Linked DNA regions of Mus musculus: region 1 is linked to region 2. The links are chromatin contacts, found by Hi-C or POLR2A ChIA-PET in ENCODE. All regions are on one chromosome and are shown on one strand. The core of a region is the stretch at or near the end of the contact, and the rest is flanking DNA. Distances in the headings are between cores, read along the strand shown.

The links. A loop is a pair of places that touch in the nucleus more often than their neighbours do. ChIA-PET counts read pairs that join two places held with the same protein, here RNA polymerase II (POLR2A).
Region 1: POLR2A ChIA-PET joins it to region 2 with 11 read pairs in Patski. The contact joins two enhancer-like sites. A Hi-C loop is called at or near these places in 1 of 37 maps with a recorded cell type or tissue (T-helper 17 cell). POLR2A ChIA-PET finds 5 or more read pairs at or near these places in 1 of 5 experiments (Patski).

What each region holds. Positions count from the first base shown.
Region 1 is chr14:25,536,744-25,541,072 of GRCm38, forward strand. It overlaps Zmiz1 (zinc finger, MIZ-type containing 1), which reads left to right. Exons shown (of 24, transcript NM_001310666.1): 3 at 2-81. Among named protein-coding and RNA genes, the nearest start is that of Mir3075, 4.5 kb to the left of the region's middle. Within about 2 kb of position 2,979, at least 2 of the 3 ENCODE cell types and tissues checked have a DNase peak (open chromatin) inside an H3K27ac peak, as active enhancers do.
Region 2 is chr14:25,490,606-25,495,096 of GRCm38, forward strand. All of the region lies in intron 1 of Zmiz1 (zinc finger, MIZ-type containing 1), which reads left to right. Among named protein-coding and RNA genes, the nearest start is that of Zmiz1, 34 kb to the left of the region's middle. Within about 2 kb of position 3,115, at least 2 of the 3 ENCODE cell types and tissues checked have a DNase peak (open chromatin) inside an H3K27ac peak, as active enhancers do.

The DNA.
Region 1 (4,329 bases), core at 1,729-4,228, 46 kb after region 2:
GGAGGATGGACCTTGAGTGAAGTGGAAGAGCTGTGAGTGGCTGGCCAGCGCAGGAACACTAGTGTCTCTCGGCTCACTGAGGTAGGTGCACATTACTGCTTTATGGCTCCCAGAGGCAGGGCTGGGGTCCTCTATCAGTCTGAGTCATGCTAGGCCTTCTCAGCCCTCGCAGTGGGGCCCAGTGCCACCACCTGGATGCCATTGTGTCCTGGCAAGTGCTCCCTTCGGCTCAGGCTCCATAGCCTCTGACTTGATGTTTCTCAAATAGCTGATGAGGCAGAGTGGAGAGTGCCGGATGTAGGCCTGGCATTCCAGCCTCTGCACAGGGACACTATGCACACAATGGTGACCCTGAACACCGGAGGAACATGGGTATCCCCAAAAGTGACCTGAATGGCCAAGAGGCATGCTCAGTGCCACGGTGACCACTGCTAGCTTCAGAGTGTGACTCTGGCACTTGTCCACAGGAACCTTGAGCTCTCTACCTCAGTTTACATGTCTGTCAAATGGGAGTGGCATGACGAGGGATGTGCACAGGGACCCCCCCCCCATCCCCACATGCCCCACCATGCTCTTCCTTTGAGGACCTGCCAGTACCAGGATGGGTACAAACAAGCCACCTGGCATGATGGGGATATTATAGGCCCATCCCTTGGGGAGCTTGTCAGAGTGATGGGGACTAAGCCTCAGAATAGAGCCTCCAGCCAGGACACCAGTGTGTCTCATCCCAGGATGGCATTTCAGAGTTGATCACACTTGGCATACACCAAAGATACCTGTGTAATCTCTATTTACTCTTTGGTTCTCTGGCTCTCAACCCAGAGGGTGCAGAAGTCTTACACAGATGCTTGCTGGCCCAGAGCCCTTTGTCTCATGGCATCATGTCCCTGGGCTACTCTGGGAGAGTAGAGATCCCTGCCCAGCTGGCTGGAGCTTTTCTGTGAAGTACGGTGTTCCAGGGGTCCCAGAGTGGGGCTGGTAGGTACCAGGACAAATGGAGACCTGGACTTTGGCACCCTTTCTGCTGCAGGAACCCCAGATCTCTGCTACCCAGCTATATGACTGTAGGTCGTCGGCCAAACCCCTACAGCAAGAGTGAGTGTCCTTATCCCAAAATGAGCATAAACATCGCCATCATGGCAGACAGGCTGGCCAGAATGCTTGGAAGCCTCTAGTGGGGCTAAACTTTTGCTCTTCTGTTACCTTGGCTGTGCACTTACAATACACCACCCCCCATTCCCCATCCCCATCCCCCAAGTCCCTGGAGGAGGTTTGTATAATGCCTTATTTTCCAGGGGCTCTGCAGTTTAAAAACCCCATTGAGCTGTAAGTGGTGGAGTGGGGATTTGAACTGACATCTATAGGAATTAAGCAACATGTGATGTCAGAGGACAGAGACCAGAGAGGGTTTATATAGATACAGAGAAAGCAACCTCCACCTCTGCTTCTTCAGCTTCCCCATACTGCTCTCTGGAGCCAGAGGCTTTGCCCCACTCCCCACCAGGCTGCACATGCCCCTCTATAATAGGGCCAGCCACCCTGCTCCCCTCTTCAGAGGGGCCTACCAGCAGTCCAGTCCAGCTAGAAGAGTCCACATGGACTGCCAGGTAACCTTTTTGATTCTCCTTCACGGTGGGTTCTCTTTTCGGATGTTTTTCAAGGTAATTCATTCCCTTTCCAGAAATTGCCAGTGGCAGAGCATTAGGCAGCTGGTAATTAATCATGGGAATGGCTTCAAGTTTATTCTTTAAAAAAAAAAAAAAAATGGAGGTGGGCAGAAAGCCTTGGTGGAAAAAGAAAAGAAACCCTTTCCAAGGTAGGGCTGGTAATCGATACCTTTGTGTCCTAGAAACAGTGGGTGGGGGTGGGGGCAGGAGCTGTGGTCAGCACCTGCAACAGGGAGAAGTCTCATTCTTGGCCATCATCCAGGTGACTCTGGGAAGTCACTGCCTCCCTCTGAACTCAGACTTGCCACTGTAAAGTAGGTTAAGGGTAGATGCAGATGAGACAAGTGTTTCGTGGCTGTGTCCCAATGCCTGGCACACAGGGGCTGCCCTGGAGATATTTTACTGAGTGACTAGACCATCTTGGTTGCTAGTGAGCTGACAGCAGTGAAGGATGTGGTGCAGGCTATAGTTCTTTTGCACTATGGAGTGACAGCCAGGTGATGTGTTGCTTCAGTCACTTTCTAAGTGGCAGGACAGTTTGACTCAGTGCACTTTGGGCAGGAGGGCCAGAGCCCCTGGGCATCTTCAGCTTCAGCCTTCTAGGAGTCAGAGCTATCAAGAGTGCACGTAATTGCTGGTCATGGTGGCACACGCCTTTAATTCCAGCATTTCTGAGTTCGAGGCCAGCCTGGTCTACAGAGTGAGTTCCAGGACAGCCAAGGCTACACAGAGAAATCCTGTCTCGAAAAAACAAACAAACAAACAAAAAGAGTGCACGTAAGCTGGAGTTGCACTTGGGTTTGGGCCATGGCCTGGGGTCCTGGAATGTCCCTGAGTCTAAGCAGGGGCATGATGCTCTCCACAGTGGACCTCTGGGGAGGGCCACAGGAAGATGAGCCTGGCAGGATGCAATGCCACAGTAGCTGATGCCTGGACTGGCCCTGTGGCCTTGGTACAGAACCAAACAGAGTGGGAGAGGGTCCTGAGGCTGAGCTGGTGTGGCCAGTCTGGGTCTTGATGGTACCTCTGCCTCTTAGGGGCAGGGTCTCACACATAGGCACCATCTGCTGGTCAGATTTTCCATCTCTGCCCCACCTTTCCCAAGGACTGCATTATCTCCATCCTTCTCCTTGGTTCTCCTTTGCCCAGATACCACTCATGACTCTCTCCTTCTTAGTATGGCCACTCTCCCTACTCTGTCCAGACTGGCCAGCCAAGCCCAGTCTCCCCTTACCCCTATCCTCCTTCATCATCAGAGCCGCTCTTTCCTTGGCACGTGCCCAACAGTTCCTCTGCTCTGTCTTCTAATCCAGTCTCAGCAGAGCCGATACCTCCTGGGTTCCTGAACAGGACACCCTTGGCCTGGCTTACTGGGCTCTGTTTCTCCCTTGAAGCAGGTACCCGAGGAAGCTGGTATGCAGACCCAGGAAGGCGGTGCTGCTGGCCATAGCGCAGGGTACAGCATTGGTCCACAGGCTGACATTGCCATTCACAGATGCTAGGAGGCAGCGTTGCTTAGGTGACTGGAAGTAGGACTACACTATCTTCTCTCTCACTTGGTCCTGCTATGCTGGCCACTTGGAATGGAGGAGGACCTCCTAGCCCATAGATGAAGACGAGGGACCCGCCCCCACCATCAGGGTCTTTGGAAACCTGGCGTTTTCCTGCAGTGTTATTGAAATCTTTGCTATAATTAGAAGTGAGGTGTGCAGGAACTGGCTGCCTGATGGGAGTGAATGTGTGCTCATGAATAAGTAAATTGTCCTCTCCTGAGGGGAAGCTGGAGGTGAGCTACCAGAGAACTACAGACCTAGGAATATCAGTGACCTGGTCACCCCCGGGAGAGTCTCTGGCTGGTATCTTCCTGGAAGTGCCGACTGTGTACCTGGCATAGTTAGCCTGGCATGGTAGCTGCTGCCCTCTGGCCACCACCTCCTTTCCTAGCCACATCACAGGCCAGCCTCTGCCAGTGCCCTGGGCTGGAGCTCCCCTGGCCCTCCCTGTGCCTTTCCACACTGCACCTTGCCCTGTGGTCTTTATCCAGCAGTGCCCTTTCCTGATTCTGCCTCCTGGCCTCTTTGAGGCCTGCTTCAATCCATGCTTCCTGTATGAAGCGAGGCCAGACGTCTGTGTCCTGAGTGCCCTGAGTGCTTGTTCCCTCCTCTGAAGTCTAGGCCCTTCCTCTCCTGTGCTCTCACCACACCCTCTGGGAACCACCCCCGTTTCACACTGATTGTGTATCGAAATGATAATCTGTCAGGTCCACAGAGCATTTACATTTACATTTGTGTTTCATATTGAATCTTCGAAATCTTCCGTGTGCTTGCTTGGTGCACACAGATCTCCGTGTTCTGCCACCGGTGTGGCTCTTGAGGAGACGGCAGCCAGTGGAGGCTTGGAGGGTCTGGTGTCCTCATTTTGCAGTTAGGGGTAAGAACTAAGGCCTTGTTGGGGGAGGGAGGAGCTGGCAGAGCCTGGGCCTGAAAATGGATGAAGTCACCAGAATTATGGCAGAAATGCTTAGAGTAGAAATTCACTATATCTAGAAGGAGACCCTATGTGGATTCTCTCCCATCTCCCACAGTGAGCTCAGGTAACCCCGGGATCCAGAGCCCCAAACAACGATTACAAGCGTGAGTACATGACTTTGCCCTTGCCCTCA
Region 2 (4,491 bases), core at 1,865-4,364:
ATGTGTGTCTGTGTGTGTTTGCTGCTCTGGGTTGGTGCTGTGATAGAAAGTGAGGAAAAGAGCAGCTGTTGCAACCAATTGTCACCAAACTGTCATGAAATGCTATAAATATTTTCTAAAAGACAAACTTCCCAGGCTGATGCATTAGTACCTGCTTGGAAGCTGACTCCTGAAAATTAAGACAAACCACCTCTTAAATCATAGTTGTTAACCTCAGGTGTAAAAGCTGTTAGCACAGCCACGGGTCAGGGTGACTGCGCAGCACCAACTCAGCAGCACGGCAGACGGGGGGCCTTGGCTAACTTGGAAGGCTTGGATTACCCGGCTTAGCCTCTCAATGCTCTGTGACTTTGAGTCAGTGAGACCATGTGTCTGAGCCTCCTTTTCTGTCAACAGTGTGATAACCCCTCAGATCCTGCCAACCTTGAGATGGTCTCACACTCCTACAACGATAGAGATGGCTGTGCTGGGTGACTCAGGACCAAGGGATCCTGTCTGTCCTCAGACCACTCTTCTTCTTAGCCCCGCATCAAGGACAGCTTCCAAAGGCCAAGAACTTACTTGCTGTTGCCGTCTTCTGACAGAGCAGGGCTGCCATGGGCTCCAGCCTGTGGTGGACCATGGATCACAGCACCATGTTCTTGAGTCTGCTCTCTTCTTTAACTTGTATTCATGGTGGCTGATGCTGATTTCGTTTACGGTAGTGCTGAATTTTTTTTTAGGAATGTACTTAACTTGCAAGTTGACTTCAAGTAGAACATTCTGAAAAGGTCCGATAGGAGAGGGGAGCAATAACAAAGGCAGGATTGCAGTTGGGATGCTGTTTGGGCTGCCTTTTCTCTGAGGGCTCACGGAGTTCTGTCTTGAAACTGTAACTAGGGAGAGCTACTGGAAGGACAGATTCCGGTGGCCTGTCACTGCCCCCAACAACACATGGAGAAATCCCAGGCGGAGGGCCCAGACAAAGGGAAGCTGCTGTGTTTCTACAGTGTTTGAGCTAAGAGTCTGGAAGGGTCCTACAGCACACCCATCTCCTCACACCCACAGTGTGTTTCCCATGAAGATCTCAAACTGGGTCCCAAGTTTGCACCTGCCAGCTGGTATCTCCCAGACCAGACCCAAGATTAGGCCTCATCTACACTGGCAGTGGTTTAGCCCAGTGGAGGGATGACTGTTGTTCCACAAACAGGGATGTGAAACACTTTGTGTTATGCCCTGTCTAGGAATGATAATTCTAAGGCCACACTGGAGTTCTGTGAGAGAAGAGGGATGAGTTAGTGATGCCTGCCATAGGTGTGGAATGAGAAAGGAGCTTGGGGACACGTTGCCATCATTAGTTATCCAGGATCTTGTAGCTGGATCCTATTGCCCACCCCCACCCCCCCACCCCTGCTGAACACTGAGATTAGCTAGCAAGTGATAGCACCTACAAGCGCCTATTAGGACTCGGCAGCTGCTCCTGGGGTATCCCTTGGGGTCAGCCCAGGATTAGATACAGTGTAGGTGACCAGGAAGTGTGTCAGCCAGTGTCTAAAAGGATCAGCACAGGAAGAGCTACAGAGGTGTGGCTGTGGGGAGCACTGGGGCAAAGGTCATCCAATCTTCATGTGCTTGAAGCGCCTCACCTCCATGTGCTTCTAGGGGGTTAAGTGTCCCAGATTTTCCAAGGCATCACTGGTCTCAGGTCCCCGAATAGTGTTCTTTAATGGCCTCACCAGCGTTAGTACTGTGGTTTGGGGACCCCAGCTGCTCTTTTGTCGTTTCCAGAGCCTTTAACTCCACCATTGCCTCCATGCCTGCACTTCACGCCTCCACCATTGCCTGCGATGGGCGAATAGGCTCCATTCAATTCACTTAAGAGCTGAAGAGATAGGGCCCGGGGTTGGCAAAGGACTTGTTTGTGATTACACAAAAGGTGAATGCAGAAACCTGGCCTGACCCCGTGGTACCCATCTCTGGACCCTTCAGCATCCATTCACACCGATGGCTCAAAAGATGGCGGTTCAGTTCCCACAAATGGTGTTTAACCTTAACTGACTCATTCCCTTCAAGTCTCAGTGGCCTGGAAAGTAAGACTTCTGCAACCAAACGGCCTAGTGTGCGCTCTGCCCACTTTCCCTCAGCTCCTTGATCCATCAGATAGGTTATCATCAGCATACTGGCTGTTGTGGGAGTTCCCAGATCATGGTGTGCATGCGTGTGGGCTGGGGCTTGGAAGCTCCAGTGCCATCCATTTTCCTATGGTGCAGAGTAGCAGGGCACTCAGCAGGCTCAGCTTATGGTCTGGCTACTGGGCGTGAGCACCGAGAGTGCATTCATGTTCGCAGCAAGGCCAGAAGGACTGAGCCCACAGGACAGAGGGGTGGTGGCTGTACCCATTGTCCCACAGTAGGGCGGGAGGTGTGGAGAAAGAGTCATACTGCTCAGGGAAGCAACTGGGAGCAGGGCTGGGCTGGGGGCCAGAGAGAAGGATGCCAGACAGGTGTGAAATGATGCTGCAGCCAGCATCTATCACAATACTGACCCAAGCTAGCACCCCACAGCATCTGAGGAGTCTTGGGATGAAACTCGGGGCTCTAGGCAGCAGGGCAAAGCTGAGAAGAGCTGATGTCTATCAATCTTCTCCCTGGGGGCAGACACAGAGTCCTTCCCTGAAGCTTGGCCTCGAGGACTGTCTGGTATTCACTGTCTGATGAACAGGTCCCCACCGTCTGTCTGTCTGCCTGCCTGTCTGCCTCCCTGGCTGTCTCTGCTCTCCTTGTCTGTCTGAGCAGCACAAACAGCTCCTCCCCAGTGTTCCATCACTACGCATCCACTCGAAGGCTGGTGGAGGCACCAGCAGCTCATTCAGAGACCTATTCATTCTGCCACCGGGGCACCGGGCCCGGTTTTAATCATATGTGCTCTACCACGAGCTACAGATGGCTGGATTATTAATAGTCATAATTAATCAGCATCCATGAGATCTTTTCCCCAGCAGCAGATCCTCAGCTTGAGCGGCCCCGGAGGCCCTGAGCCCATCCCCTCTTTACAGACGGGAAGTGATGTGGGCCAAGGGAGGGGACTCCCCCTGAGTGGAACTGACTGTGGGTCCTCGCTTAAATGCCGGGTCTGGTGACAACCCACGGTGCTCCTGTGGAGGAACTGACTGTCTGTCTCCCCTCCCCCACTCTCCCCTGCCCATAGGACACTAGTCACTGGTAGAAGCGGTCAGCACTAGCACCCGAGGCCGGTGCCCAAGCTGTGAATGCACTCCAAGGCTTGGCTGAACATGGAGGGGGGAAAGGTTAGAGCAAGGAGGGCATAGCAGCTGCCAGGGCAATGGTAGGTTCAGGTAGGGTGGCAGTCCTGGAGTGGGTGGTGCCAAATGCCAGCATCCTCCCTCTTCTCTGCCCATAGCTGCTGGCCCTTTGTCCTAAGTGCCAAGTCCAGCAGTGGAGATTTAAACAGCTGCGGCAAGTGGCTTCGTGATTTATGGGGTTGCTGTGAGCTGTGCCATCGACTCAACCCAGCAGCAGTGAGGGTTCCTTGCCCAGTCCTGGACATGGCTGCCTGCCACCTGCTCTCTTTGCTCGTCTCCCTGTCCTGGCCACCTCCGGGACTGCCGTGCATGAGTGTGTACACATGTGTCCTGACCCGTGTCTGGGAGCATGTGCTGTGTGCACCAGATATCCTTGCTCTTGATTTGAGTGGAAATAAACAGTGTGCCATACAGGTGTGCCTGCCAGCACTCGGGGCAGCAGGGGTCCTGTGGGATGGATGTCTGCTTGTCAGTCTGTATGTGTGCAACCTGTGTTTAACAGGTATGACCGGCAGGGATATGATGGGGAATGTCTATATACACACACAAGTGCATACAGACACTGACTTACCTTGTACTCTCTACCTTATCAAGTCCCTATATATGCAAACATGGAGTATAAAAGGAGGATGTGTATGTATACACGTGTGTGTACACACACAAATATTCAGTTTATTCCAGGTATCTGGCCTGACGTTAGGTTTGTGAATAAGGAACCCTGCTGGTGGTAGGGAGATAGCTTCATTTGTCTTTGGAGCCCTTTACCTACCTTTTTTCCCAACTGCTCCTCCCCCTCTCCCAGAGCATCCCAGTCTCCCATTTCTCCCCTACCATGTCTATCAACTGTGAACCAGGCCATAGGAAAAACGCTGTGTCACAGAACCCACTTCCAAAGCAGGCAGATGAGGGCACTAACCCAGGTCCTGTCAGGAGCACATGACTCTCCATCCTGTGTTTTCTTGTTTGCTAATGGCTTTAAGGGCAGCCATTTTCGGTTAGGTTCAGATGGAGCTTGCTGTCTAGATCACTGGGTAAGTCAGGCTCCTTCCCAGTCAGGATTTGGGTCCCCATCTGTCACATGGTGATAAGGACCTTCACTAGCTGCCTTGGAGAGCTCTTCACTGTGTTCTCTTTCTCGAATATTGATAATTTGCTCAGACTGATCTCGGACTTGAAATCCTCCCACCACA